Linked DNA regions of Homo sapiens: region 2 is linked to region 1. The links are chromatin loops, found by intact Hi-C in ENCODE. Cell type or tissue: K562. All regions are shown on one strand. Each heading gives the region's core, and the rest is flanking DNA. Links, peaks and the distances in the headings are about the cores only. Region 1 has its middle 54 kb from the start of ZNF138. Region 2 overlaps ZNF107 (zinc finger protein 107).

Region 1 (16,314 bases), core at 5,530-13,529:
CAAACTGCAAATAAATTAATGAATATCGTTCCCGTTGGTTAAATTTTTTATTTATAATTTAAACTTATTTTTCTCAATTTTTGTGTGTACATAGTATCTGTTTATATTTATGTCATTATATGGCATTTTTTGATACAGTCATATAATTTATGTATTAATCAGATAAGGGCAAATGAAGTTTCCATCAACTCTAGCATTTATCTTTTGGATTACTAACCCATTCTACACTTTTACTTACTTTAAAATGTACAATTAAATGCTACTGACTACAGGGTCATTTTTATGAGTGAAATAAAAATTATTTACAAGTATAAATAAAACCCTGAGTCTTAAAATTCTGAGTTCTGCTTAAACATTTAAAAAAATTTGTTATGTATTTTTCTTTGAACATTTGGTCTCTCTCTGCCTGCAAACATACAGAATTTTAGTTTTAATTTACATAAAATTAGCTATGCACGTATGTTACTCTAAATAAACCTTAGGTGCAAGAAAATTATAGAGTATATATGAGGATGAGTCTGTACCTATTTTCAGAAGAATAGAGCAATATTGTAACAAAACAAATATTTTAATAAGGTGACTTATTAACTGAAACTGAAAACCTCAAAAATGCTGAAAGCAAATCTATACTCTGCTTTTTTTTTAAATTTATTACTGTAAAATCTTCTGACTTAGGGTTCAGAATCTCCCCATGAAAAATTTCTGTTTTTCCTTGCCTAGTACTCATGCTAGACCTATAATTTTCTTGTCTCTTACGATTTTTTCTTTTATAGTTTATGAGGTATTCATTACGTGAGCTGGTCATGACTAATAACGATTTTTATAAAATTTAATGCACACTGAACAATTTTTAGATGTATTTCCAAAATTGTGTATTTTATTAGGACATTTGATTTTTTCTTTTAATTGGAGAATTCTACATAAGCCTGTATTTTTTAACTTTTTTTGTTCTCATTATAATTGACATAAATATATTTATTGAGGCAATTTGTTCAGATAAGAACTCGGGATGCTTCATAAGTCATGATGTTTTTTAATATATAAATGTGGCGAACAAACATGACAGTGCTTGCTGTGTAGCAGATGCTCCATGATAAGCCATAAATATTCCTGCTAGAGTTAGTTTGTAAGTTCAAGTCGGAGAGGGAAAATATCAATAGTGAAGAAATAAGATTGATTCTTCCCGTGGAGATAACAATTGTTTTCATGCTGCGAAGCTAAATATTGCTGAACCTAAAGAGAAACTCTGTTTCTTTTATTTCCTAATTATCTTTAGTTTTGTTTGTCTTATTATGTGTCTTCTGTGTATTCATCACAGCCCCTCTCCCTTTTTTCTACGTGATTGCTACAGTTTTCTCATTGTCTTCATGCCATGTCATTTTACATGGTACTTTGTAGGTTTTGATGAGAAAGTTGGTATTTTTAATGCACTCAAAAATTGGTTTTAGTTAGAGAGTTTGCTTATCAATATAACTTTCAGATCAGTTAATTAAGATAAAACGCATACACTGTCCATAGATCAGAGGATTAAATAACTTAGCATTGTTTTTCTGTTTGTAAACGGAAAATCTTATTAAATTCTTACACAGAGTGTGACACATTTAATATTTGCTAGAAAATGCATCTTAGAAATTAAATTATTAAGAGTTAGTGGTGAGGAATTTTAAATTTAATGTTCTATGATATAGCACAACACAGATTTATTTATTTATTTATGAAATGGAATCTTGCTCTGTCACCCAGGCTGGAGTGCAGTGGCGTGATCTTGGCTCACTGCAACCTCCGCCTCTTGGGTGCAAGCAATGCTCCTGCCTCAGCCTCCCTAGTAGCTGGGATTGCAGGTGCCTGCCACTACACCCAGCTAATTTTTGTATTTTTAGTACAGACGTGGTTTCACCATGTTGGCCAGGCTGGTCTCGAACTCCTGACCTCGTGATCTGCCCTCCTCTGCCTCCCAAAGTGCTGGGATTATAGGCGTGAGCCACTGTGCCCTGCTGAATCTTTTATTTTTAAGTGTGAATGTTAAAGGTTGCAAAATAATAAAATGACCTCTGTGGATTTGAAATTTGGAATAATATTTCTTGTCCATATTGATATTACAACTCAGAGGAATTTCACCCTGTTATTTTATGTGTCTTTTTAGTGAGTGAAGGTCAGTGTACAGTTTATATTCTTAGTCACCTGTCGTCAACTTCTTGGTCATTTTCTCTGGAAAAATTCTGGAGATGATGGCAACTTTTAGATTATTTTGTGTTACTTTTTATGCAAACTTGTTCATTGTGTTCCCAGAGTGGCCAGTCATAAGTCTGTAAGCAACACCTTCCCTTTTAGTGTCTTCCATGTCATCACCATCTGTAATAAATAAGTAAATGTGTATTTATTTTGTAAAACATAATACTTGGAAGTATATATACATTGTCAAATGCTTAATTCTAGGTAGTTACCTCACATAGTTAACATTTTTGTGGCAAGAGCATGTGACATTGTCAGCATTTTTCAAAACTACAAATACATTATTTTGATCTATAGTCACTATGCTGTACAAAACAATCTCTTGAACTTATTCTATTAACTATAATTATGTATTTTTTGATCAACATCTTTTCAAACCCTCCTTTCTCCTAAATAACTTGTGTCTGGTGGCCACCACTTTACTTCAATAAGATTAAGTTTTTTAGAATCCCTTTGTAAGTGAAATCATGAAATAATAATCTTTGTGCCTGGCTCATTTCGACAAATATAATGTTTTCCTCCAGGTTAATTCGTGTGATTGAAAATAATAAAATTTCCTTCTTTAAAGATGAATAGTATTCCATTGTGTGTATATACCACATTGTCTTTATTTACTCATTAAATGTTGAAACCACTGATTTTATATTTTGGTAATTGTGAAGAGTGTTGTAAAAAACAGGCACATGTTTCTTCATTCTGATTTCGTTTGTTTTGGATGTATAACCAATAATAAAATTGCTGTATTTGGTGGTTTAATTTTAAATTTTTTTGAGAAATCCTTATTTTGTTTTTTGTAATGACTGTCCTCATTCACATTCAAACCATCAGTGTGCAAGCATTGCCATTTTTTCACACCTTGACTAACACATTTTTAAAATAGGAGTAATTCTAACAGAAATAAGTTGATATAGTTTTTTTTGCTTTCCTTTCCCTGATAATAACTGATATTGAGCATTTTTATGTGTCTCTTGACCATATGTATGTCTTGAAAAATATTTAAGCCTTTCATTCTTTTTAATAGTCTTTTGTCATATAGTCATTTGAGTTTCTTATATATTTTTGATATTAACCCCTTGTCACATGAATGATTTGCAAATATTTTCTCCATTTTTTTAGTTGTCTCATTTTGTTGATTGTATCAGATTCCATGCAGCAGCTTTTTAATTTGAACTAATCTGACTTACCTATTTCTCTTTTGATTCCCTGGAATTTTGAGGTTAGTTTATTTTTTTTATTTTTTTGTTTTTTGAGATGGAGTTTCGCTGTCACCAGGCTGGAGTGCAGTGGTGTGACCTTGGCTCACTGCGTCCTTCACCTCCCCAGTCCAAGAGATCTCCTGCCTCAGCCTCCTGAGTAGCTGGGACTACTGGTGTGCGCCACCATGCCCAGCTAATTTTTGTATTTTTAGTAGACACAGGGTTTCACCATGTTGGCCAGGCTGGTCTCAAATCTCTTGACTTTGTGATCTGCCCGCCTTGACCTCCCAAAGTGCTGGGATTACAGGCCTGAGCCACTGCGCTGGCCAAGGTTAAGTTTTTAAAAAGTCACTGCAGCCTAGAACTCCTGGGCTTAAGATGTCCTCCCTCTTCACTCTCCCAACTAGCTGGGACCACAGGCCCAAGCCTGTGTGCCCAACCTGTTGTTATTATTTTTAATGTTTGCTAGTTCCAGGGGTGCACAGAGATTTAAAGGGCACATTTTCTCAGGGTTTGGGCATAACATGAGCACTGGGAATGGAAAAGGTCCTACAGTGCCCAGAAGAATAGAGTCTGGATGTGGGTCTTACCACTCCCTTTCTCAATTTGATTCATTCTTCTTTGAGGAGACAGTGATAGCAAAAGGGAACTTGGGCTTGGGGTTGGAGGGTCTGATTTTAGGTCTGGAGTCGATCTCTGAAAGGCTATGTGAGATTGGCACTGTCTACAACCTCTCTTCTGCATCCGCAAAATGAGAAAGGTGAGGCTGGATGAGCCCTGAGGTCCCTTTCACTCTTTTTAATTTTTTATTTTTTTTTAATTTCCATAGGTTTCGAGGAACAGGTGGTATTCAGTTACATGAGTAAGTTTTATGTGTTTTTTTGTTTTGTTTTGTTTTGTTTTGTTTTTATGAGACAGAGTCTTGCTGTGTCACCCAGGCTGGAGTACACTGGCACAATCTCTGCTCACTGCAACCTCTGCCTCCCGGGTTCAAGTGATTCTCCTGCCTCAGCTTCCTGAGTAGCTGAGATTACAGGTGCAAGCCACCTCGCTCAGCTAATTTTTGTATTTTTAGAAGAGACGGGGTTTCACCATGTTGGTCAGGCTGGTCTCGAACCCCTGACCTCGTGATCTGCCCGCCTCGGCCTCCCAAAGTGTTGGGATTACAGGCGTGAGCCACCGTGCCTGGCTGAGTAAATTTGTTAGTGGTGATTTGTGAGATTTTGGTGCACCCATCACCTGAGCAGTGTATAATTAACCCAATTTGTAGTCTTTTATCTCTCACCTCCTTCCCAACACTCCTCTCTGAGTCTCCACCATCCACTGTGTCATTTTTATGCCTTTGCATCCTCATAACTTAGCTCCAACTTATGAGTGAGAACATACAATGTTTGGTTTTCCATTCCTGAGTTACTTCACTTAGAATAATAATCTTCAGTCCTATCCAGGCTGCTGTGAATTACATTAATTCTTTCCTTTTTATAGGTAAGTAGTATTCCATCATATATATACTACAGTTTATTTGCTCGTTGATTGATGGGCATTTAGGTTTGTTTCACATTTTTGCAATTGCAAATCATTCTGCTATAAACATACATGTGCAAGTATCTTTTTTGTATAATAACTTTTTGCTCCGGGTAGACACCCAATAGTGGGATTGTTGGATCAAATGGTAGTTCTACCTTTAGTTCTTTAAGGAATCTCCACACTCTTTTTCATAGTGGTTGTGCTAGTTTACATTCCCACCAGCAGTGTAGAAGTGTTCCCTTTTCACTGCATCCACACCAACATTTATTATTTTTTGATTATTTGATTATGGCAATTCTTGTGGGAGTAAGGTAGTATCACATTGTAGTTGGGATTTGCATTTCCCTGATTATTAGTGATGTTGAGCATTTTTTCATATGTTTGCTGGCCATTTTTATATCTTCTTTTGAGAATTGTCTTTTCGTGTTTTTAGCACACTTTTCGGTGAGATTGTTTTTTCCATGCTAATTTGTTTGAGTTCATTGTAGATTCTGGATCTTAGTCCTTTGTCAGATGTATAAATTTTGAAAATTTCCTCCCACTCTGGGTTTTTGTTTATAGTTTTAGGTCTTAGATCTTAGATTTAAGTCTTAGATCCATCTTGAGTTGATTTTTGTATAAGATGAGAGATGAGGATCCAGTTTTATTCTTCTACATGTGGCTTGCCAATTATCCCAGCACCATTTGTTGAATAGGTTGTCCTTTTCCCACTTTATGTTTTTGTTTGCTTTGTCAAAGATCAGTTGGCTGTAAGTATTTGAGTGTATTTCTGGGTTCTCCATGCTGCTCCGTTGGCCTACGTGCCTGTTTTTATACCGGTACCATGCTTTTTTGGTGACTGTGGCCTTATAGTACAGTTTGAAGTTAAGTAATATGATGCCTTCAGATTTGTTGGTTTTGGTTGGTCTTGCTTTGGCTATGTAAGCTCTTTTTTGGTTCCATATGAATCGTAGGATTGTTTTTTATAGTTCTGTGAAGAATAATGATAGTATTTTGATGGGAATTGTGTTTAATTTGTAGATTGCTTTTGGCATTGTGGTCATTTTCACTATATTGATTCTACCCATCCATGAGCATGGGATGTGTTTTCATTTGCTTGTGTCGTGTATGATTTCTTTCAGTAGTGTTTTGTAGTTTTCCTTGTAGAGGTCTTTCACCTCTGTGGTTAGGTATATTCCCAAGTATTTTGTATTTTTATGCAGCTGTTATAAAAGGGGTTGAGTTCTTAATTTGATTTTCAGCTTGGTTGCTGTTGGTATATAGCAGAGCTACTGATTTGTGCACATTGATTTTGTATTGTGAAGCTTTGCTGAATTTATCAGTTTTAGGAGCTTTTTGGAGGAGTCTTTAGTGCTTTCTAGGTATACAATTATATCATCAGGAAAAAAAATACAGTTTGAGCTCTCTTTACCAGTTTGGATGCCCTTTATTTCTTTCTCTTGTTTGATTGCTTTGAGTAGGACTTTCAGTACTATGTTGAATGAAAATGGTGAGAGTGGACATTTTTGTCTTGTTCCAGTTCTCAGAGAAAAATGCTTTCAACTTTTCCCCATTCACTATTATGCTGGCAGTAGATTTGTCATAGATGGCTTTTATTTCATTAAAATATATCTCTGGTATGCCAATTTTGCTGAGGGTTTTAATCATAAAGGGATCCTGGAATTTTGTCAAATGCTTTATCTGCATCTATTGAGATAATCGTGATTTTTTGTTTTAATTCTGTTTATGTGGTGTATCACATTTATTGACTCCACATGTTAAACCATCCATGAATCTTTGGTATAAAACCTACTTGATTATGGTGGATTATTTTTTAATATGTTGTTTGATTTGGTTAGCTAGTATTTTCTTAAGAACTTTTGCATCTGTAGGCTGGGCTTTGTGGCTCACACCTGTAATTCCTGCACTTTGGGAGGCTGAGGTGGGCAGATCACTTGAGGTTAGGAGTTTGAGATCAGCATGGCTTACATGGTGAAACCCCATCTCTTCTAATACATATATATATATATATATTTTTTTTTTTTTTTTCTGCAGTTCTTGGTTAGAATGTTCTGTAAGTAACTGTTAAGCCCGTTTGTTCTAGGGTATAGTTTAAGTCCATTGTTTCTTTGTTGACTTGCTGTCAGTGGAGTATTAAAGTTTTCCACTATTGTGTTGCTGTCTATCTCATTTCCTAGGTCTAGCAGTAATTGTTTTATAAATTTGGTAGCACCAGTGTTAGGTGCATATATATTTAAGATTGTGACATTTTTCTGTTGAACAAGGCCTTTTATTATGATATAATGTCCCTCTTTGTCTTCTTTAACTGCTATTGCTTTAAAGTTTGCTTTGTCTGATATAAAAATAGCTACTCCTATTTGCTTTTGGTGTCTATTTGCATGGAATGTTTTTTTTCCACTCCATTACCTTAAGTTTATGTGAATCCTTATGTTAGATGAGTCTCTTGAAGACAGCAGATAATTGGCTGGTGAATTCTTATCAGTTCTTCAATTCTGTATCTTTTAAGTGGAGCATTCAGGCCATTTACTTTCAATGTTAGTATTGAGATGTAAGGTACTATTTTATTCATTGTGTTATTTGTGGCCTGTATACTGTTTTTTTTTAAATTGTATTTTTGTTTTATAGGTCCTGTGAGATTATGCTTTAAAGAAGTTCTGTTTTGACGTGTTTCAAAGATGTGTATCAATATTTTGAGCTCTTTTTAGTAGTTGTTTTAGTGCTGGCTTGGTAGTGGCAAATGCTCTCAGCATTTGTTTGTCTGAAAGAGACAGTATCTTTTCTTCATTTATGAAGCTTAGTTTCACTGGATAAAAAATTCTTGGCTAATAATTGTTTAATTTAAAGAGACTAATGTCCCAATCTTTTCTAGCTTGTAGGGTTTCTGCTGAGAAATCTGCTCTTAATCTGATAGGTTTTTCTTTCCAAAGTTTTAGACTTCTCTTTCTCGTCAGAAACACCAATTATTCTTAGGTTTGCTCACTTAAAATCATTCCAAACTTCTTGGAAGCTTTGTTCATTTTTTCTCATTCTTTGTTTCTTTGTTGTTGTTGGGTTGGGTTAATCCAAAAACCTTGTCTTCGAGCTCTGAACTTCTTTCTTCTGCTTGCTTGATTCTATTGCTGAGACTTTCCAGAACATTTTGCATTTCTCTAAGTGTGTACTTCATTTTCTGAAGTTGTAATTGTTTTTCGTTTATGCTATCTATTTCACTGAAGATTTCTCCCCTTATTTCTTGTATTTTTTTTATTTTCCTAAGTTGGACTTCACCTTTCTCTAGTGCCTCCTTGATTAGTTTAATAACTGACCTTCTGAATTATTTTTTCAGGTAAATCAGGGATTTCTTCTTGGTTTAGATCCATTGCTGGTGAGTGTGATTTTGGTGGATTTTTTTTTTTTTTTTTTTTGAGACAGTCTCGCTCTGTCGCCCAGGCTGGAGTGCTGTGGCATGATCTCTGCGCACTGCAGGCTCCACCTCCCGGGTTCACGCCATTCTCCTGCCTCAGCCTCCTGAGTAGCTGGGACTACAGGTGCCTGCCACCACGCCAGGCTAATTTTTTGTATTTTTAATAGAGACAGCATTTCCCTATGTTAGCCAGGATGGTCTCAATCTCCTGACCTCGTGATCTGCCCAGCTCGGCCTCCCAAAGTGCTGGGATTACAGGCATGAGCCACCACACCTGGCTGGGGGGAATGTTAAAGAACTTTGTTTTGTCATACTACCAGAATTGTTTTTCTGGTTCCTTCTCATTTGGGTAGGCTATGTCCGAGGGAGTGTCTAAGTGTCAACACTACTGTTCAGATTATTTTGTCCCATGGGGTATTCTCTTGATGTAGTACTCTTCTCATTTTCCTATCAATGTGGCTTCTTGAGAGCCAAGCTGTAATGATTGTTATCTTTTTTCTGGATCTAGTCACTAGGCAGGTCTCCAGGCTGGTACTGGGGGTTGTCTGCACAGAGTCCTGTGATGTGAATTGTCTGCAGGTCTCTCAGCTGTGGATATTAGCACCTGCTTTGGTGGAGGTAGCAGGTGATGAATTGGACTCTGTTAAGGTCCTTAGTTTTGGTTGTTTAATGCACTATTTTTGTACTCGTTGGCTACTTGCCAGGAGGTGGCGCTTTAAAGGGAGCATCAGCTGTGGTAGTATAGGGAGAATCAGGTGGTGAGTGGGGTCCTAGGACTCCCAAGAATATATGATATTTGTTTTCAGCTACCAGGGTGGGTAGGGAGGGAAGATCATGTGGGGACATGGGTAGGCATGTCTGAGCTTAGCCTCTGCTTGGGCGGGGTTTGCTGCAGCTGCAGTGGGAAGTGGGGGTGTGGTTCTCCGGTCAATAGAGTTATGTTCCCAAAGGATTATGGCTGCCTCTGCTGTGTCATGCAGGTTGTCAGGGGTGTGGGGGAAAGGGGGAGAGCCAGCAGTTACATGACTCACCCATCTCTCATGCAACCCCAAAAGCAAGACTCATTCCCACCATGCTCCCCACCCCCAAGAGCACCGAGTGTTCTGCCAGGCAGTGAGGGAACAGAGCTAAGAACTTGCCCCTGGCTACCAGCCTCCCAGCTGCAAAAGCAAGCAGGGCTTTTGTGCCTTGCTGCCTGTGGAGTCTGCTCACCCAATTCACACCCTTTCCGAATTTCTGGTCAGGAGACTTCACGTTTGGTTAGAATTGTTAGAAAGTTCAGCTGGAGGTTTCCTTCTCCCTGTGGTCCTTTCCAAGTTCCCCTGGCAGCCCTCCCCAAGGGCCCCTTTGACGCAAGTCTAAAATGGCTTCCCAGAAGACTCAGAGCCCACCGGGCTTTTCCCACTTCTTCTACCTCTGTATTTAGCTCAGCTCTCTAAATTGACTCAGCTCCAGGTAAAGTCAGATTTCTTATTCCATGTTCTAGACTTTCAGGTTCCCCAGTGAGGGTATGTGTTCAAGGGCAGACTATCCCTTTTTCCCACTTTCACATCTTGAACACTATCAATATTTTGGCTGTCTGCCAGGTCCTGTTGGAGCAGTTTGCTTCCGTCAGAGGGTCTTTGGATTCTCTCAGCTCTCCTGGTTTATTCCTGCAGTACTTCTGGAGAAAAGTTAATGATGCGAGTCTCCACATACTGCTCTGAGTGGGAGCTGCAATCTAGCCCTTGCCTCCTGTTCGCTATTTTTTCCCCCAGAAAAGGGGTTTTTAAATTTCTCTTTATTTCTACTAATTTAGAAAATTCAAAGCCAAAAATGTTGGGTCAAAAATAAAAAGTAGCATTGGATGAGAGGGTGTTGGGCATAATGGTTAAGATTGAAACGCCGTATCAGGTGGTTCCTTGTTTCATTCCAGTTTTGCCATTTATGGACTATATGACATGAATACAGTTTCTTGATCTCTCTGTGCTTGACTCTTCAGCTCTTTACTGCCTAAATCATAGGGTTTTGGTAAAATTAAAGCAGTTAATACAAATAAATGTGCCCAATAAGTCCCCAGCACATAGCAAGTGTACAGGAAATTTATTCACTCTTATTTATTGATTCTTTTAGATCATGATTAATGTTAAACCTAAAAACAAGGTGGCCACATCAGTGGTTTGTAACCCATGTTTCTTCTAGTCAGTCTGGGGGTATAATAGTAGTTGAATGTTTTAAATACTATCCTTTTAAAAATATATATATTAATAGCATTTTTCATTCACCAGAGTTCTGTACATTATGGGGTACAATGAGATATTTGAATATATGTATATAGTATGAAATGATTTTGTCGAGTTAAATAACAACTTGCTTACCTATCATTTTTTTGTGGTGAGACACTTGAAATTTACTCTTAGTTATTCTGAAATATACAATACATTATTGTTTACTATAGTCACCCTGCTGTGCAATAGAACTCAAAACCTATTTATCCTGTCTATTTGAAACTTTGTATTTTTTGATCAACCCCTCTCTGTTTCCTTCCCACCACACCCAGCCTCTGGTAAAGATTATTCCACTTTGTACTTTTTTGAGTTAAACTTTATTCTTTTTTTTATACAACAGCAATTTAAAAAATTAAGTATTTATTTGAATAACAAGTTTAAGTTTGGGCTGCAATGTTGGCAATGCAGGTTTTTAACACAGATCACAAAAAGCGTGCACAAAAATGTACGAGCGCAAAGGACAAAATAATGCTAAGAATTACGCTAAATAGCTGCTGATTTTAAGAAAACAAAAGGCCTGAAATCACTATACAAAATATAAAATGTATTAAACACTACCATCCACAGAACAGTCTTTATTATTGATTATATTTAAAAATTATTTGCGTAATTATATATTGAATTGTAAATGAGTATTATACATGAACCTCCATTTGGAAGGCAATTCCTTGTAGCACTATAAAATACCTAATTACATTGCAAAAAGTATCCTTTTTTTGCTATCGATAAAGAAAACAGTTAATGGTATTACTGTAAATGTCAGGAAGCCTCCAAAAAAAGAAATAAGATTTCTTTTTTGTCTTCAAAGTGTTTTCCAAGCAGTGAAGCACTTGCCGTGTTGAACTGAATGCACTACTGGAGAATGTTCTGGGTCCAAGATGCTCTTGAGAGAAGACTAGGCTTTTCAAATCAAACACTCAAAGGAATCATGCAACCCTCTTATGACTGGGATGCCGTCATGTGCCACTGACCAATGCTATCTCTCCAGAAAACCATTCAAGACTCTTAAAAAATCAGACTTATAATAAATATACATAAAATGAAGACACCAACTGCTCTTTGACATGACTACGATAATGTCTGTGCTATGTGGAAGCACATTTAAAAAGAGCCTATTCGGCAAAAGGTAAGTGTCTAAAGATTCAAAATGTATCAACAGTATTGGATAACAATATAATTCTCAACTCAGAAGCTGCCTCAAGATTAGGTGCATCTTCAGTTAATGTGACAGGAAAAAAAGGCATGGATTTTATTTTATTAATTGTATCCACTTACAAACTGACCTAAGGTCACCTGATATGTAGATACAGTGAGATTTTTGTTGCTTATAGTCTTTAATTGAAGCGATGATAAAGGAAATAGATCTATTTAAAAACAAAACCAAACAGCTATTTCTGCTTAGATTAAGAGGTGGCCCCGGGTGTGGGATTCACATTTTGAGTGGCCACTTGTGGTGCAATCTCGATGATCAGGGGTTTGTCTATGATTCTGGCTGTGTGGTTGCCCTTCTCTACAATCCCAATAATCCATGCTTGGTGGTCTTCACCATATTTGGGGGACTTTATCTCTGCACAGAACCGAGCTGTTTGCTCACATGGTAAACAGATCAGAAGCCCGCCTGTCCTGTTGAGCCTCGCCATGTTCATCATCACCTCCTCGTAGGCCAGCTCTACATCTTCTTGGGTGACCACTAGTTTAATATTATTCCATTTCTTAGGAATATCCAGCCACTGATGCACAGCCACTGCCCCCTGTGTCCCCAGGGGTTTTGTCAACACCAGCACATCCCCTGGTACTGCATTGTCTGGCATGATAAATTCACTGGGCTGACAGACAGTGGTAGTGACTCTTCCCAGGACAATCCAGGGGTTTAGTACTGTTTGGCCGCCCATTACAGACGTTTCTGCCTCCTCAGCTGCGTCTTTAAAACCTTGGATAATCAGAGGCATCACTTTATCCATTTCCCTGTTGGTCATTTTATTACTGACTCCAAGGAGCATCAGCATATTGTCACATTCTGTGACCCCCATTGCGTAGAGGTCACTGAGGACATTGGCACATGCTATCCTGCCTGTCACGTAAGAGTCGTCTACAATTGGGTAAATGTAATCTGTAGTTTGAACCAAGGAAAGCCCACCGTGTCTCAAAGGAATGACAAGTATCCATTCCAATGCCAAGCCTTGGCATAAAGGCTCCCAGAAACTGCTCATCTTCTTGGAAGTGGTTCTGTAAAGATTCCAGCAATTTTTGCAGGACATCTTGGGGCACTTTGTAGCCTGTGCCCTTCAGTTCAGTGAATCTGGTTAGCCGGAAGCTTTTGTCCAATTCGTAACTTTCCGGGTTAAAGGACTCCCATGTAGATATGGTTGTTGGGCCCCACTCTCCTCACAGCTCAGCCCCTCCCTTCCCTCTGCGAGTTGGCTGGGTTCTTTATGGATCCACCGGCTCGCTTTGCGCCCCGAGTTAAACTTTTTTCTATATATATGAGATCATGTAGTATTTGTCTTTCTATGTCAGGATTATTCCATCTAGTATGCTGTCTTCTAAATTTATCTATATTGATTCAAATGATGAAACTTACCACCTTTGAAGGCTGAATAGTATTCCATTGTGTATCTATACAACATTTATTTTAAAAAATTAAATATATTGATTGAAAAACTCATGTGTTATAAAAGGGCATTCCCGTCTTAAAGCACATACTAGTGTACTTCAGCATATACATATCATATTAATCGTTAATTTGTACTGAGCATTAACCATAATACTTTAATGTGTTAATAAATTTAATTCTCACAGTAACTGAATAACATAGGTGTTATTATCCTCAGTTTGCAGAGAAAGAAACACAGCCAATATTAAAACACAGGCAAATGTGTCTCCAGAGATAACACTCCTTAGTATAACAATAAAAACCATCTTTAATCGTTTGAACCCAGGAGGTGGAGGTTGCAGTGAGCCGAGATCGAGTCACTGCACTCCAGCCTGGGTAACAGCAAGGCTCTGTCTCAAAAAAACAAAACAAAACAAAAACCTCTTTAACCAGAAAAAAAAAAATAATTATTTTCACACTCACTTTTAATAAAAATTAACAAAAATTGAATAATTGGTTACATTTTCATTGTTTAATGTTTTTGTGAATGTATAAAATGGTACACAAGGAATAAATAAGCCAGAAAACTTAATATTTTTAGAGGATTCTACTATACTGTAATAAAATATTGAACTTTAAACACACACACACATACATATGTACTTCTTTTTTTTGGAGACAGAGTCTCACTTCATTGCTCTGGCTGAAGTGCAGTGACGTGATCTCAGCTCACTGCAACCTCCATCTCCCAGGTTCGACTGATTGTCCTGCCTCAGCCTGCGAAGCAGCTGAAACTACAGGCACACACTACCACACCTGGCTAACTTTTGTATTTTTAGTAGAGATGAGGTTTCACCAACTTTGCCAGGCTAGTCTTGAACTCCTGACCTCAAGTGATCGGCCCACCTCGGCCTCCAAAAGTGCTGGGATTATAGGCGTGAGCCATCACACCTAGTCATAATATAAATATTGCTTGAATGCATGAACATTTATGTAGATATTTGCTCTTAGATTAACATGACAAAAGTAACAATTAGAAAAAAACATTTGAAATGGGATAAAACTAGTCAAAACCACATCTTTTCAATGGCTTGGCATAATTGACATGCTTTTTGAAATGGCCAGATTACTGACAAGAAGCAAAGAGAAGATTTAGACTTCGGTCTATCGTTAAGGTTTTTATTTTTGAAATCTAAAATCCTGGCTAAAGGATTTGAAGAGAGTATTCTTTAGGTGGCTTCCTAGGGTTTTCAAGGCAATACAAATAATTTTCATGGGTAGGAAAATGCATACTATATACATACATTGCTTTTCTCTGATTTAACATTAAAAGATTGAAGATTGCAAATCTAATCTCTCAATTTAGAATAAATTAAAGGATTTATTTTTCAGCCAAGCAAATAATTATATTGAATTAATAGGTAACAAATGTCATTAGCTGACAAAAGATAGTATGACTAGATTCAGTAAGTATGTAGCCATGTAACTAACAGTCCATTAAATTAAGGCCCTTATAGGTGCGTGTGGACATCATTTCTGTACAATGTCATGCACCTCCACCCAGCACCTTCATTTGCCTGTTTACAGAGATACCAATTTCCCCTGAGTGACTCAGGGTGAATACTAAGAATTGAGAATGCTGTGTTCAGAGGGATTACTAGGAACATATTATAAAGAAATTCTGTAAATCTTACTCTGCCTCCCAAAGGCTATTAGTAAACAATTGTTTATTTACAGTGCTCAATTGAATTCATGGAAAATTTCAATATTCCTGGTAAGTCAGAGACGCTTAAATGTCAACAAAATTTCATAATACATACATGAATGAGATAAAGTCTTCTTAGTTAAGAATTTTATTTTATCTTGCGTGCAAAAATGTAAGGGGGCCTCTCCCTCTCCCTCTCCCTCTCCGTCTCCCTCTCCCTCTCCGTCTCCCTCTCCCTCTCCCTCTCCCTCTCACTCTCCCCACGGTCTCCCTCTCATGCGGAGCCGAAGCTGGACTGTACTGCTGCCATCTCGGCTCACTGCAACCTCCCTGCCTGATTCTCCTGCCTCAGCCTGCCGAGTGCCTGCGATTGCAGGCACGCGCCGCCACACCTGACTGGTCTTGGTGGAGACGGGGTTTCGCTGTGTTGGCCGGGCCGGTCTCCAGCCCCTAACCGCGAGTGATCCGCCAGCCTTGGCCTCCCGAGGTGCCAGGATTGCAGACGGAGTCTCGTTCACTCAGTGCTCAATGGTGCCCAGACTGGAGTGCAGTGGCGTGATCTCGGCTCGCTACAACCTACACCTCCCAGCCGCCTGCCTTGGCCTCCCAAAGTGCCGAGATTGCAGCCTCTGCCCGGCCGCCACCCCATCTGGGAAGTGAGGAGCGTCTCTGCCTGGCTGCCCATCGTCTGGGATGTGAGGAGCCTCTCTGCCTGGCTGCCCAGTCTGGAAAGTGAGGAGCGTCTGCGCCCGGCCGCCATCCCATCTAGGAAGTGAGGAGCGCCTCTTCCCAGCCGCCATCACATCTAGGAAGTGAGGAGCGTCTCTGCCCGGCCGCCCATCGTCTGAGATGTGGGGAGCGCCTCTGCCCCGCCGCCCCATCTGGGATGTGAGGAGTGCCTCTGCCCGGCCGAGACCCCGTCTGGGAGGTGAGGAGCGTCTCTGCCCGGCCGCCCCGTCTGAGAAGTGAGGAGACCCTCTGCCTGGCAACCACCCCGTCTGAGAAGTGAGGAGCCCCTCCGCCCGGCAGCTGCCCCGTCTGAGAAGTGAGGAGCCTCTCCGCCCGGCAGCCACCCCATCTGGGAAGTGAGGAGCGTCTCTGCCCGGCAGCCACCCCGTCCGGGAGGGAGGTGGGGGGGTCAGCCCCTGCCCGGCCAGCCGCCCCATCCGGGAGGGAGGTCGGGGGTCAGCCCCCCGCCCGGCCAGCCGCCCCGTCCGGGAGGTGAGGGGCGCCTCTGCCCGGCCACCCCTACTGGGAAGTGAGGAGCCCCTCAGCCTGGCCAGCTGCCCCGTCCGGAGGGAGGTGGGGGGGTCAGCCCTCCGCCCGGCCAGCCGCCCCGTCTGGGAGGTGAGGGGCGCCTCTGCCCGGCCGCCCCTACTGGGAAGTGAGGA
Region 2 (16,314 bases), core at 3,480-11,479, 130 kb before region 1:
TTATTCTGGAGAGAAACCATACAAATGTGAAGAATGTGGAAAAGCTTTTAATCGATCCTCAACCCTTACTAGACATAAGAAAATTCATACTGGAGAGAAACCCTACAAATGTGAAGAATGTGACAGAGCTTTTAGCCAGTCTTCAAACCTTACTGAACATAAGAAAATTCATACTGGAGAGAAACCCTATAAATGTGAGGAATGTGGCAAAGCTTTTAACCGATTCTCAACCCTTACTAAACATAAGAGAATTCATACTGGAGAAAAACCCTATAAATGTGAAGAATGTGGAAAAGCCTTTAATCAATCCTATCAACTTACTAGACATAAGATAGTTCATACTAAAGAGAAACTCAACAAATGTGAAGAATTTGGCAAGGCCTTTAAACAGTCCTCACACCGTACTATACATAAAATTATTCATACTGGAGAGAAACCCTACAAATGTGAAGAACATGGCAAAGTTTTTAACCAGTCCTCAAACCTTACTACACAAAAGATAATTCATACTGGAGAGAACCTCTACAAATTTGAAGAACATGGAAAAGCTTTTAACCTATTCTCAAACATTACTAACCATAAGATAATTTATACTGGAGAGAAACCCCACAAATGTGAAGAATGTGGAAAAGCTTATAACCGATTCTCAAACCTAACTATACATAAGAGAATTCATACGGGAGAGAAACCTTACCAATGTGCAGAATGTGGCAAAGCCTTTAACTGCTCCTCAACCCTTAATAGACATAAGATAATTCATACTGGAGAGAAACCTTACAAATGTAAAGAATGTGGCAAAGCTTTTAACCTATCCTCAACCCTTACTGCACATAAGAAAATTCATACTGGAGAGAAACCCTATAAATGTGAAGAATGTGGCAAAGCTTTTAACCAATCCTCAAACCTTACTACACATAAGAAAATTCATACTTCAGAGAAACCCTACAAATGTGAAGAATGTGGCAAATCCTTTAACCAGTTCTCATCTCTTAATATACATAAGATAATTCATACTGGAGAGAAACCCTACAAATGTGGAGATTATGGCAGAGCTTTCAACCTATCCTCAAATCTTACTACACATAAGAAAATTCATACTGGAGAGAAACCCTACAAATGTGAGTATGGCAAAACTTAATTGATCCTACAAGCTTACTACACATAGGAAAATTCATACTGGAGAGAAACTACAAATGTGAAGAATGTGTTAAAGCCTTTAACAAGTCTTCAACTTTTTCTGCACACACGAGGTATTTTATACTGGTGAGAAACCTTACAATGTAAAGAATGTGGCACAGCTTTTAACTAATCTTCAAACCTTACTGAAAGTTGAGAAAATTCGTACTGGAGAGAATCCTACAAATGTGAAAAATGTGGCAAATCCTTTAACTGATCCTCAACTTTTACTAAACATAAGGTAATTCATACTGGAGAAAAGCCATACAAATGAGAAGAATGTGGCAATGCCTTTAATCAGTCCTCACACCTTTCTACACATAAGATAATTTATACTGGAGAGGAACTCTATAGTTGTGAAGAATGTGGCAAAGCTTTTAACCAATCCTCATACCTTACTATACAGAAATTCATACTGGAGAGAAAGCCTACAATTGTGAAGAATGTGGCAAAGCTTTTAACCTTCCTTAACCCTTAACTGTAGATAAGAAAATTCATACTGGAAAGAAACCCTACAAATGTGAAGTCTGTGGCAAAGCTTTTAACTGATTCTCAACTCTTACTACATGTAAGAGTATTTATACTGGAAAGAAACCCTACAAATGTAAAAAACGTGGCAATGCCTTTAACTGGTCCTCACACCTTGCTACATATAAGACAGTTTATACTTTGAGAGAAACCCTGCAAATGTGAATAATGTGGCAATACTTTAAACCAATCCTCAAACCTCACTAAACATAAGATAATACTGAAAACTTTACAAACCTGAATGATGTGACAATAATTTTGACAACACCTCGAACTTTCTAACATAAATCATACTGGTGAAAAATCCTAGAAATGTGAAAAATATCACAAAGCCTTTAAATGGTTGTCACACTTGATTGTAGGTAAGAATCCATACTGAAGAAAACTCCTGGAAGTGTAAAAAATGTGGCAACACTTTTAATAAATGCTCACCCCTTATTGCACAGGAAAGCATTTATACTTCAGAAAGATTGTACAAATACAAGGAATGTGGAAAAGCCATTATTATCTGCTCAGATTTTACTCAACATTAGAGAGTTAGTACGTAATAAAAGCATTATAAATGCAATTTTTGTCAAGAGATCTTTCAGAAAATATAAGCCTTTAAAGTGAAGAAGAGGAGCCAGTTGTGCTGGCTCACATCTGTAATGCCAGCACTTTGGGAGGCCAAGGTGGGTGGATCACCTGAGGGCAGGAGTCTGAGACCAGCCTGGCCAACATAGCAAAACCCCATCTCTATTAAAAATTTTACAAAAATTAGCTGCGTGTGGTGGCAGGCCCCTGTAATCCCAGCTAATTGGGAGGCTGAAGCAGGAGAATTGCTCAAACCTGGGAGGCGAAGATTGCAGTGAGCTGAAATCACACCACTACACTCCAGCCAAAGCAACAAGAGCAAAAACTTCGTCTCAAAAACAAAACAAAAAAAGAGTATTCATTGTGAGGACAAACAATACAAATACGAAGAGGGTTGTAGTACCTTTACTTGTATCACAGATACTTTTGTACCCATTTTGCACTAGAGGAAAACCATGAAGCAGTTGCTCAAATGTTGTTCAACACCAGAAAATTTATATTGGAGAAAAGCACTGTAAATGTAATGCATTTGTGAAAACATTTTTTAAAAAACTACAGCTTAGAAAATACCAGAGGCCTCATACTAAAATATATTTTTGCAAGTGAAGTAAATATAAAAATAATTTAATCCAAAATTAAGTCTATATAAATATCAGAGAATTCACAGTAGAAATATCTAAGGTACTGACACTTCAGACATTGCTGAGTATAGAATCAGAATGCTGAGTATAGAAAATAATTTAAAACTAAAGTTGGTAGGTAAATAATGTGTATATAACTTTAAAAGAAGTAGAATTTTTTTGTAGATGTATAATTACATTCAAATTATATTTTTTCTTGAAAAATTAGTTTTTGAAAAGCAAATGATGTAATTCAACTCAAATTCATGCTCTTCATTCCTATTGTATTCACATGTGAAAGCATGTGATTAATTTTTCATGCATCAAAGATATGAGAAATCATTTCTGTTAGGTCGGTATTATTTATGACACTTTCTATGAAAGAATAAGGACATTAAAATGTAAGATGCATGATGAAAACCTGAGTGAAGAGGCTGTTTGTGTTTAACTTATAATATTGAGTGATCCATGAAGTAGGTTTTCAGAGCAATATTCTTCTGCATTATAGTAAGAGAAAACCATTTTTAATCTTAGTTAAAATTAAAGTGAATTAGTAGTATATCATTTTACTATTTGTACTTTTATGTAATAAAATGCAATGTGTTTAAAAATTTTTGGATTATGCGTGAACTTAGTTTTTTAATTAAACTTTTTTTAACATGTTAAAACTATTGTGCATTCAATGAAGTGTTTTCATGCCACTGACTTTACCTATCCCACATTACTCAAGGGTTTAGGTAAAAGAGGGTAACAGTATACTACTTGATAACATAATGGGCTAACATCTCTAATAATTATTTTTGCTAGTGACTTTAAACTGCTAATAAAGAATATTGTTCCCATAGGTTAGATTTTTATTCTTTTTAAAATTTAAACTTATTTCTCTTAATTTTTGTGGATACATAGTATGTGTATATCTTTATGCCATGTATGGCATATTTTGATACAGGCATATAATTTTATGTATTAATCACATCAGGGCAAAAGATGTATCCATCAACTCCAGCATTTCTCCTTTGTATTACAAACCAATTCTGCACTTTTAGATACTTTAGAATGTACAGTCGTTACTACAGGGTCATTTTATGGTTATAATAAAAATTATATACAAGTATAAATAAACCATGAGAAAATTCTGAGTTCTGAATAAACATTTAAAAAATGTTATATATTTTTCTTTGAACATGTGACCTCTCTGCCTGCAAACATACAGCATTTTAGTTTTGATTTACATACACTTAACTATACACATATATTACTCTAAAAATGAACCTTAGGTATGAGAAAATTATGGAGCAAGTAAGTGTGTTTGTGTATTAGCTTGTACCTATTTTCAGAAGACGAGCAATATTGGAACAAAACTAATCTTTTTTTTTTTCGAGACGGAGTCTTGCTCTGTCGCCCAGGCTTGGAGTGCAGTGGTGCGATCTCGGCTCACTGCAAGCTCCGCTTCCCGGGTTCACGCCATTCTCCTGCCTCAGCCTCCCGAGTTGCTGGGACTACAGGCGCCCAGCACCACGCCCGGCTAATTTTTTTGTATTTTTAGTAGAGACAGGGTTTCACCGCATTAGCCAGGATGGTCTTAATCTCCTGACCTCGTGATCCGCCCGCCTCGGCCACCCAAAGTGCTGGGATTACAGGCGTGAGCCACCGCGCCCGGCCAAAACTAATAATTTTTAAAAGGTGACTAATTTACTAGACAACTGAAAACCTCAAAAATGCTGAAAGCAAATCTATACCCTCTGCTTTGCATTGAATTCATTTCTGTAAAATCTGGCTTACGATTTAGAATCTCCCCATGCAAAGTTTTTGTTTATACTTGCGTGATACTCATGCTACACCTTTAATTTTCTTGTTACTTATGCGTTTTTCTTTTATAATTTATCAGGTATTCATCATGTGAGCTGGTCATGGATTATAAGAATGATTTTTATAAAGTTTAGGAGTACACACAAAATAACTTCTAGATGTGTTTCCAAAATTTGTGTATTATATTTTATTTAGAACATTCTATTTCTTCTTTCCATTGTAGAATCCTATATAAGCCTACTTTTCTTTAGTTAGTATTCTTTTGTCTTGTTATAGGTGACATAAGTAAATTTATTTATTGAGCTAGTTCAGGTAAGAACTAGAAAGACTTCATAAGTCATGAAAATGTTTTTATATATAGATGTAGCAAACAAACATGACATTGCTTATGGTGTAACAGATGCTCCATAATGAGCCATATGTATTTCTGCTGGTGTTAGTTTGTAACTAACTTCAAGTCAGAGATGGAAAATATTAATAGTGAAGAACTAACATTGATTTTTTATGTGGAGAGAACATTTTTTTTCAGGCTGCAAAGCTGAATCTTGCTGTTTTTTTTTTAATTTCCTAATTATCTTCAGTTTTGTTTATCTTATGTGTCTTCAGTGTATTCAACACAGTCCTTCTTTTTCTGTGTTATTGCCACAGTTTTCTCACTGTTGTCTTCATGCCATGTCAATTCACATGGTACTTTGTAGGCTTTGATGAGAAAGTTGGTATTTTTTAATGCACTGAAAAATTGGTTATAACTAGAGAGTTTGCTTATCAATATAACTTTCAGATTAGTTAAGAAAAAAGGCATTTAATGTCCACAGGTGAGAGGATTAAATCAGCATTGTTTTCCCCTGTTTTTAAAAGGAGCATCTTATTAAATTCTTACATAAAGTGTGGCAAATATTAAATTTACTAGAAAATAGATCTTAGAAATTAAATTTTTAAGAGAGCTAATGGTAAGTGAAGAATTTTAAATTTAATTTTCCATGATATAGCACAGCATACTTTTTTTTTGCAGAATCTTCTATTTTAAAGGGTGAATATTCAAGGTTGCAAAGTAATATGACCTCTGTTGATTCAATATTTGGAATACTATGTCTTTTCTATATTGATAGGTACAATTCAGAAAAATTTCTCACTCTTTATATAATTATTTTAATAACTGGTTTAGTCTACAGTTTTTATTCTTAGTCACCTAACTAGCCAACTTCTTATTTTCTATGGAAAACTTTTGGAGATAATGGCAGCTTTTGGATTAAAACGTTTTCTGTTATTTTGCATGCAAACTTATTTACTGTGTTAACAGAGTAGTTAGTCATGAGACCATAAGAAACACCTCTTTTTCAGTGTCTTTCATTCCATTACTGTCTGCAATAAATAAATGTGTATTTGCTCTGTAAAACATTATGTTTGGAAGTATATATACATTGTCAAATGCTTAATTTTAGGTCATTAAAGTTTTACCTCACAGAGTTAACATTTTTGTGGTGAGAGCAGATGACATTGTCAGCATTTTCCAAAAATACTAATATATTATTATAATCTATAGTCACCATGCTTTAAAAAAAAAAACCTCCTGAACTTCTTTCTATCCAACTATAGTTATGTATTCTTTGACATCTTTCCACCCTCCCTTTTTTCTAAATACGCTGGATTCTGGTGGTCACCAGTTTACTCTCTACTTCAATGAGATTACATTTTGTTTATTTATGTATGTATTTATTTATTTATGAGACAGAGTCTCACTCTGTCACCCAGGCTAGAGTGCAATGGTGCTATCTCAGCTCACTGCAGCCTCCGCCTCCCAGGTTCAAGTGGTTCTCCTGCCTCAGCCTCCTGAGTAGTTGAGATTACAGGCATTCACCACCACCTCTGGCTAAATTTTTGTATTTTTAGTAGAGACAGGGATTTGCCACATTGCCCAGACTGGTGTCGAACTCCTGAGCTTAGGCAATCCACCCCTCTTGGCTTCCCAAAGTGCTAGGATTACAGGCATGAGCCGCCGCACCTGGCCGAGATTATGTTTTTTGGAATCCATGTGTACGTGAAATCATGAAATGGTCATCTTTCTGTACCTGGCTCATTTCAACAAATATAATGTCCTCCAGTTTAATTTATGTGATGGAAAATAATAGAATTTTCTTTTTTGAAGATGAATAGTATTCCATAGTATGTACCACATTGTCTTTATTCGTTAAATGTTGAACTATTGATTCCATATTTTGAGAATTGTGAAGAGTGTTGCAAGCAGTGTAGAAGTGCAATTATTTCTTCATTCTGATTTCATTTGTTTGGGATATATAAACAATAGTGAATTTTTTTTTTTTTTTTTTTTTTTTTGAGACAGTCTAGGTCTGTTGCCAGGCTGGAGTGCAGTGGCGCGATCTTGGCTCACTGCAACCTCCACCTCCCCGGTTCAAGTGATTCTTCTGCCTCAGCCTCCCGAGTAGCTGGGATTACAGGCATGCACCACCACGCCCAGCTAATTTTTGTATTTTTAGTAGAGACAGGGTTTCATGACATTGGCCAGGATGGTCTCGATCTCCTGACCTCGTGATCCACCCACCTCGGTCTCCCAAAGTGCTAGGATTACAGATATGAGCCACTGCACCTGGCTGAAATTGCTGTATTATATGGTAGTTTAATTTTATTTTTTGAGAAATATTTAGTTTTTTATAATGACTGTCCTCATTCACATTCAAACCAGTGTGCAAGCATTCCCTTTTCTTCACAACCTATTTTCTTTGTAATAAGAGTAATTCTCACAGGAGTGAATGGATACCTCAAAGAGTTTTGGTTTATTTTCTCTGATAATTGATGTTGAGCATTTTTTATATATCTCTTAGCCATATGTATGTCTTTCCTTGAAAAATATTTAAGCCTCTTGCTCATTTTTAATGGTTATTTGTCTTTTGTTGTACAGTCATTTAAGCTTTTTTTAAAATATTAACCCCTTGTCACATGTGATTTGCAAGCATTTTCTCTCATTTTTTAGTTGTCTTATCCTGTTGGTCGTATCAGATTCTGTGCAGCAGCTTTTTAATTTGAAATAGTCTGACTCATCTATTTTTTCTTTGATTCCCTGAGAGTTTGAGGTTAAGTTAAAAAAGTCACTGCCTAGACCAATGTTATGGGGATTTCACTCTATATTTTTCATAGTAGTTTCAGAGTTTCAGGCCTTACATTTAAGTATTTAATTTATTTTGAGTTGATTTTTATATATAGTGTAATATGGTCTCATTTTATTTCTCTGCATGTGGATATAAAGTTTTCTTGACACCATTTGTTGAAGATACTATTTTTTCCCTAGAAAATGTTCACCTACGTCTAAAATTAGTTAACTGTAAATACATGAATATACTTCTGGTCTCTCTTTTCTGTTCCATTGGCCTATGTGTCAATATACACAACTTCCCATGATTTAATCAGGAAAAAAGAGAAGTCTTAAACAGAGCAAAAATGTATTAAATGTATAATAAAATTGAATTTGTAATAAAACAAAAACCCTACAAAATAAAACAAGCCCTGGATCAGATGTATTTGCAGCCTAATTTTACCACAAATACAAATATGATCTGGTACTAATTCTACTGAATATATTCCAAAAATGAAAGTGGGTTTCCTTCCCAACTTGTTATATGAAATCAGTATCATCTTGATACCAAAATCTGCTTAAGACACAACAAAAAAAATCTACAGGCCAATATTCCTGGTGAACATTGAAACAGAAATCCTTCCTGAAATACTAGCAAGCTGAGTTCATAAGCAAATCAAAAAGTTATTTTGCCACAATCATGTGAGTATTATTTTATGACTGCAAAGATATTTCATCATATGCAAGTCAATAAGTGTCATTCACCATGTGAAGATAATTAAACTCATAAGATCAGATGATTATAACAATAGATGCAGAAAAAGCACTCAAGAAAATCCAATATTCGTTCAAAAATCCTCAACAAACTGGGCATTGAAGAAACATATCTCACAATAATAAGAGCCATCTATGACAAATTCTCAGCCAACATCATACTGAACAGGTGAAAGCTGGATGCATTCTTCATAAGAATAAAAATAAGAATATCCACTCTAAATACTCCTATTCAACATAGTTTTGGAAGTCCTAGCCAGAGCAATCCAACAAGATAAAGAAATAAAAGTCATCCAAATAGGAGAAAAGAAAGTCAATTTTCTACCAGGGAAACTTTAGAGATTTCACCAAAAGACTCCTAAGTCTAAAAAATGACTTCAGCAAAGTTTCAAGATACAAAATTAACATACACAAATGAGTAGCATTTCTGTACACCAATAACATTCAAGCTGACAATAAAATCAAGAGCACAGCTTTATTTAAAATAGCCACACCAAAAAATTAACATACCTAGGAATGCATTAAGTCATGGAGGTAAAATATCTCCACAGGGAGAACTACAAAACACTACTGAAACAAATCAGAGACGACACATAGAAATGGAAAACATGGCTGGGCGCGGTGGCTCATGCCTGTAATCCCAGCACTTTGGGAAGCCGAGGTGTGTGGATCATGAGGTCAGGAGTTCAAGACCAGCCTGGCTAACATGGTGAAACCCCATCTCTACTAAAACTACAAAAATTAGCTGGGCATGGTGGCGCGTGCCTGTAATCCCAGCTACTTGGGAGGCTGAGGCAGGAGAATCGCTTGAACCCAGGAGGCAGAGGTTGCAGTGAGCCGAAATTGCGCCACTGCACTCCAGCCTGGCAACAGAGCGAGACTATGTCTCAAAAAAAAAAAAAAAAAAAAAAAAAGGGAAAACATTCCATCCTCATGAATTTGAAGAATCAATATAATTAAAGTGTCCATGCTCCCTAAAGCAACCCACAGATTAAGTGTTATTTCTATCAAACTATCAATGCCATTTTTGGTGAACCTAGAAAAAAAAAACTTTGAAATTCATATTAAAGAATAAAAGAGCCCATATAGCCAAGGTATTCTTAAAAAGAATAAACCTGGAAGCCTAATATTACATGACTTCAAACTGTACTACATGCTACAGTAACCAATATAACATGGTTCTGATACAAAAAAAATACATCCTCTCCCTCTCCCTCTCCCTCTCCCTCTCCCGTCTCCCCACAGTCTCCCTCTCCCTCTCTTTCCACGGTCTCCCTCTGATGCCGAGCTGAAGCTGGACTGTACTGCTGCCATCTCGGCTCACTGCAACCTCCCTGCCTGATTCTCCTGCCTCAGCCTGCCGAGTGCCTGCGATTGCAGGCGCATGCCGCCACGCCTGACTGGTTTTCGTATTTTTTTGGTGGAGACGGGGTTTTGCTGTGTTGGCCGGGCTGGTCTCCAGCTCCTAACCGCGAGTGATCCGCCAGCCTCGGCCCCCCGAGGTGCCGGGATTGGAGGCGGAGTCTCGTTCACTCAGTGCTCAATGGTGCCCAGGCTGGAGTGCAGTGGCGTGATCTTGGCTTGCTACAACCTCCACCTCCCAGCCGCCAGCCTTGGCCCCCCAAAGTGCCGAGATTGCAGCCTCTGCCCGGCTGCCACCCCGTCTGGGAAGTGAGGAGCGTCTCTGCCTGGCCGCCCATCATCTGGGATGTGAGGAGCCCCTCTGCCTGGCTGCCCAGTCTGGAAAGTGAGGAGCGTCTCTGCCCGGCTGCCATCCCATCTAGGAAGTGAGGAGCGTCTCTGCCCGGCCGCCCATCGTCTGAGATGTGGGGAGCGCCTCTGCCCTGCTGCCCCATCTGGGATGTGAGGAGCGCCTCTGCCTGGCCACGACCCCATCTGGGAGGTGAGGAGCATCTCTGCCCGGCCACCCCGTCTGAGAAGTGAAGAGCCCGTCCGCCCAGCAGCCGCCCCGTCTGGGAAGTGAGGAGCGTCTCCGCCTGGCAGCCACCCCGTCCAGGAGGGAGGTGGGGGTCAGCCCCCGCCCGGCCAGCCGCCCCGTCCGGGAGGGAGGTGGGGGTCAGCCCCCCCCAGGGCAGCCGCTCCATCCGGGAGGGAGGTGGGGGGTCAGCCCCCACCCGGCCAGCCGCCCCGTCCGGGAGGGAGGTGGGTCAGCCCCCGCCCGGCAAGCCGCCCTGTCCGGGAGGTGAGGGGCGCCTCTGCCCGGCCGCCCCTACTGGGAAGTGAGGAGCCCCTCTGCCCGGCCACCACCCCGTCTGGGAGGTGTACCCAACAGCTCATTGAGAACGGGCCATGATGACAATGGTGGTTTTGTGGAATAGAAAAGGGTGAAAAGTGGGGAAAAGATTGAGAAATCGGATGGTTGCTGTGTCTGTGTAGAAAGAAGTAGACTTGGGAGACTTTTCATTTTGTTCTGTACTAAGAAAAATTCTTCTGCCTTGGGATCCTGTTGATGTATGACCTTACCCCCAACCCTGTGCTCTCTGAAACATGTGCTGTGTCCACTCAGGGTTAAATGGATTAAGGGCGGTGCAAGATGTGCTTTGTTAAACAGATGCTTGAAGGCAGCATGCTCGTTAAGAGTCATCACCACTCCCTAATCTCAAGTACCCAGGGACACAAACACTGCGGAAGGCCACAGGGTCCTCTGCCTAGGAAAACCAGAGACCTTTGTTCACTTGTTTATCTGCTGACCTTCCCTCCACTATTGTCCTATGACCCTGCCAAATCCCCCTCTGCGAGAAACACCCAAGAATGATCAATAAAAAAATAAAATAAAATAAAAACAAAAAAACAAAAAAATACATATAGACCAATGGAACAGAAGAGAGAGCCCTGAAATAAAGCTACACTTCTACAAACAACTTATTTTTGGCAAAGTCAATAGAAATAAACAAAGGGAAAGTAACTCCCTATCTAATAAATGGTACTCGGAAACCTGGTGAGTCATATGCAGAAGAAAAAAACTGAACCTGTACCTCTCACCATATAAAAAACATAAGATAGTTTAAAGACTTAGTTGTGAAGCTTCAAGCTATAAAAATCCTAGATGAACACCTAGAAAGTACTCTTCTAGACACTGGCCTCTGGAAGGAATTTAACACCTTAAAAATAAATGCAACAGGCTGGGTGCAGTGGTTCATGCCTGTAATGCCAGCACTTTGAGAGGCTTAGGTGGGCAGATCATGAGGTCAGGAGTTTGAGACCAGCCTGGCCAACACAGTGAAACCCTGTCTCTACTAAAGATACAAAAAACCAGCTGGGTGTGGTGGTGCACACCTGTAATCCCAGCTACTCGGGAGGCTGAGGCAGAATTGCTTGAATCCAGGAGGCGGAGGTTGCAGTGAGCTGATATCATGCCATTGCCCTCCTTCCTGGGCGACAGGGTGAGTCCTTTGTCTTAAAAAAAAAAAAAATTGAAAATTGACATCTAATCTAGAGCTTCTGTACAGGAAAATAAACTATTGACAAAGTAAATGGACAACCTACAGTATGGAATAAAATATTTGCAAACTGTGTACAATAAAAATTAATATATAGAATCTATAAGAAATTTAATAGGAAAAAAGCAGACAAATGATATGAATAGATACTTCTCAAAGGAAGACATAAAAACTGGCAATAAACATGCAAGAAAATTGCTCAACATCTCAAATTATCAGAGAGATGTCAATCAAAATGACAATATGATACCATCTCACAACAGTTAAAGTGGCTGTTATTAAAAAGTCAAAAAATAACACGTCGTAGTTGTGGAGAAAAGGGAATCTTTACACACTGTTGGTGGCAATGCAAATTAATTCAGCCCCTGTGGAACACAGTTTGGAGATTTCTCAAAGAACTAAAGATACAATTGCCATTTGACCCATCAACCTTGTTACTGGGTATATGCTTAAAGAAAAATAAATTATTTTACCAAAAAGACACCTGCACTCAGATGTTTACTGCAGCAGTATTCGCAATAGCAAAGGCATGGATTTAAACCAGGTACATATGAATCTTAGATTGATGTTTCACGTTCATTTGCTTAGATTAAAGGCCTGCTGTAGCCACGTTGCTGCAAAGAACATTACTTTTTCTTTTCTATGGCTCCATAGTATTGCATGTGTATAAGTATCTCAAATACCACATGTTCTTATTTATAAGTGGGTGCTAAACCTTGGGTGAACCTGGAAACAAAAATAAAAACAATAAACACTGGGAATTCTAAAAAAGAAAAAAAAAGGAGATAAGCTTTGAAAAAACTACTTATCAGGTATGATGTACTCTACTTGGGCAACGAGATTATTAAATACCCAAACCTCAAAATCATGCAGTATACCTATGTTACAAATATGTATGTGTACCCCTTGAATCTAAAATAAAAGTAATAAAACACTTTGTGGAATAATGACATATTACATTTCTCCAGTTCTAAGTTAATAGTTGGAATTAGGAGTGAAAGAGAATTATGTTCACTTTGGGCATAGGGGCAAATGTTTCTGTTTTTTTTTTTTTTTTTTTTTTTTTTTTTTGGGTGGGGGGACAGATTCTCACTCTGTCGCCCAGACTGGAGTGCGGTGGTGCAATCCTGGCTCACTGCAACCTCCACCTCCCGGGTTCAAGTGGTTCTCCTGCCTCAACCTCTCGAGTAGCTGGGATTACAGGCACCTGCCACCACACCCGGCTAATTTTTGTATTTTTAGTAGAGACAGGGTTTCACTATGTTAGCCAGGCTGGTCTCAAACTCCTAACCTCAAGTGATAACGCCTGTCTTGGCCTCCGAAAGTGCTGGGATTACAGGCATGAGCCACCACGCCTGGCACGAGGGGTGAATGTTTCTATACCAGGTCTCCCCACATTCTATAAGCTAACATATTTGAAAGCTCTTGGCCTGTAGCCCAAGAAGTGTTTTATTCCCAATTGTGCAGCTAAAATAAATGACTCAATATCTTTGTTTTTCATTTATTTACTGTACACTAGACTATAGAGTTAATTTGTTACTCTACTTTTTTGGGGAGAAAAATGTTAAGTTGTTCAATCATATTTTGTTGTTGTTGCTCACGCTGGAGTGCAACGGCGCGATCTCCGCTCACTGCAAACTACCCCTCCTGAGTTCAAGTGATTCTCCTCCCTCAGCCTCCCGAGTAGCTGGGATTACAGGCCTGTGCCACCACGCCCAGCTAATTTTGTATTTTTAGTAGAGACGGGGTTTCTTCATGTTGGTCAGGCTGGGCTCAAACAGGATGGTGACAGAGTGAGACTCCGTTTCGAAAAAAAGAAAAACAATACTGTACTTCAACAAAAGTTGCCATAAATTTCAAGTTAATATGCTCACACATATATTCTCCCTAGAAGGGCCTTGGTGTGTTTGGAATCAAGGTATAGCATTTCTGGCCTTTCTTGTGCTTCTTTGTTTATGTAAAATAGGAAGACAAGAAGCAAAACAGTCAACCATGACATATCTAGTTTCTACAACCACAGCATCTGAATTCTCACGTTATGTCAACTAGAAATATTGACAGTATTTCATAACTGAAAAAAATTGATACTTTATATTTTTACTTTTTTTAGTTTATAAAAATTTTTAGTTTCTGAATTGTATAAGTTAAACAACTTGAACATGCAGATACCTAAAATTTTTACCTAGATAATAGTATTAATATTTTGGCCAGGCACGGTGGCTCGTGCCTGTAATCTCAGCACTTTGGGAGGCCGAGGCGGGCGGATCACCTGAGTTCGAGAGTTCAAGACAAGACTGACCAACATGAAGAAACCCCGTCTTTACTAAAAATACAAAATCAGTCGGGCATGGCGTCGCATGCCTGTAATCCCAGCAATTTGGGAGGCTGAGGCAGGAGAATCGCTTGAACCCAGGAAGCAGAGGTTGCAGTGAGTGGAGATGGCACCATTGCACTCCAGCCAGGGCAAGAAGAGCGAAATTCTATCTAAAAAAAAATAGTATTAGTATTTTAATATCTTATGATTGTGAGTCACAGTTGCCCCATTTGGTTTACTGGAAAGCAGTTATTTATCTTCTAAATGTAAACAGAGAATAGACTTTCTATAATCCTAAGCATACAGATCTTTTAAGATTAGCACTGTGTTTATGTAAAATTCATAGCTTTGTAGTAACAGAAATGTTAATATTTTTTCTAATGAAAGTGAAAAATCAATAGAAATAACTTGTTAAAATGAGTTTAAAAGAAACTTCACGTGTTCATTAAATAACATTTAAAACCCCATTGTAAGTGACTGATTATTCCAATATATTTCATTTTAATCACTGAGAAAACTTAATATCTTTAAATTCTTCAGTTGGAAAAAGTATTCTTATAGTAGTGTTTCTGAAAGTTTCAGAAACTGTTGACCACTCAATAGATGAGGAGGCACATACAGATCACAAATTTTCTATATAATAGGCTCATCCTAGCTTCTTCTTTTTTTTTTTTTTTTTGAGACAGAGTCTCCCTGCGATGTCCAGACTGGAGTGCGATGGCACGGTCTCAGCTCATGGCAACCTCCACCTCCTGGGTTCAAGTGATTCTCCTGCCTCAGCCACCCGAGTAGCTGGGATTACAGGCATGTTCCATCAAGCCCAGCTAATTTTTGTATTTTTAGTACAGACGGAGTTTCACCATGTTGGCCAGGCTGGTCTCGAACTCCTGACCTCGGGTGATTCACCCACCTCCGCCTCCCAAAGTGTTGGGATTACTGGCGTGAGCCACTGCGCCCAGCCATCCTAGCTTTTAATATAAAAATTAAACATATTTCAAAAGTAAAATTAGTGGCTCTTTTAAGTCATGAGAAGGATATCTTTGTTAGAATCAATTTGCCAAAGTATTTACGTTAAGCTTAGTAATAAGTGCTTTAAACCAAAATTCAAGTTCTACATACTCTCTCAGGATAAAAAGTGGCTTTTATTTTTTTACCAATAAAATATTTTTTAAACTGTTATTTCCAATTTAGAGGGGGTATACTTAACCTTTCTAGACTCCCTCAGTAATTGGTAAATTACTCTTTTTATTTTGTTATTATTACTTTTTTCTTTTTCCTTTATTTGAGAGAAAGGGTCTCATCCTGTCACTCAGGCTAGAGTGCAGTGGTGCAATTATAGCTCACTGCAGCTTCAAACTTGTGGCCTCAAAAAATCCTCCCTCCTCAGCCTCCCGAGTAGCTGGGACCACAGGCACAAGCCAGTGTTCCCAGCCCATTATTATTACTTTTAATGTCTGCTAGTTCTAGGGGTGCACGAAGATTTAAAGGGCACATTTTTCCGGGATTTGGCCATAACATGAGCACTGGAAATGAAAGAAATAGGTCCCATAGGGAAGGCAGTGCCCGTGAGGGTAGAATCTGGGTGTGGGTGTGACCACTCCCCATCCCAACTTGGCTCTATCTTGTCCTTTGAAGAGACAGAGTAATAGCAAAAGGCAAGAAGGGGACTTGGGTTTGGGGTCACAAGGCCTGATTTTAGGTCTGGAGTTGGCCTCTTAAAGGCTATGTGAAGTTGGCAATGTCTTCAGTCCCTCTCCTGCATTTGCAAAATGAGGAAGGTGAGGCTGGATGAGTTCTGAGGTTCCTTTCAGTCTTTTTTAAAAAAATTTTTATTTCCATAGGTTTTTGGGGAGCAGGTGGTATTTGGTTACCCAAGTAAGTTCTTCAGTGGTGATTTGTGAGATTTTGGTGCACCCATCACTCAAGCAGTATACACTGAACCCAATGTGTAGTATTTTCTCTCTCACCTTC

The links. Hi-C counts contacts between places; a loop is a spot of excess contacts. Peaks named below come from ENCODE experiments on the same cell type or tissue, not always from the same donor. Only the 100,000 strongest peaks of a DNase experiment are listed, where the experiment ranks them.
Region 2: it touches region 1 in a loop (2.4-fold over the local background); 1 of 110 quality-filtered maps calls a loop at or near these places.

Annotation. Positions count from the first base shown.
Region 1 is chr7:64,840,366-64,856,679 of GRCh38, forward strand. It overlaps a transcript of ZNF138 not described here and the pseudogene SEPHS1P1. Among named protein-coding and RNA genes, the nearest start is that of ZNF138, 54 kb to the left of the region's middle. RefSeq lists a cis regulatory region at 9,011-9,594 and an enhancer at 15,101-15,657. In K562, for the core only: no CTCF peak of the experiment used is centred there; a DNase peak (open chromatin) is centred at 9,296.
Region 2 is chr7:64,707,519-64,723,832 of GRCh38, forward strand. ZNF107 (zinc finger protein 107) reads left to right here. Exons shown (of 4, transcript NM_001282359.2): 4 at 1-4,059. The coding sequence ends at 1,138. Among named protein-coding and RNA genes, the nearest start is that of MIR6839, 37 kb to the left of the region's middle. In K562, for the core only: no CTCF peak of the experiment used is centred there; no DNase peak of the experiment used is centred there.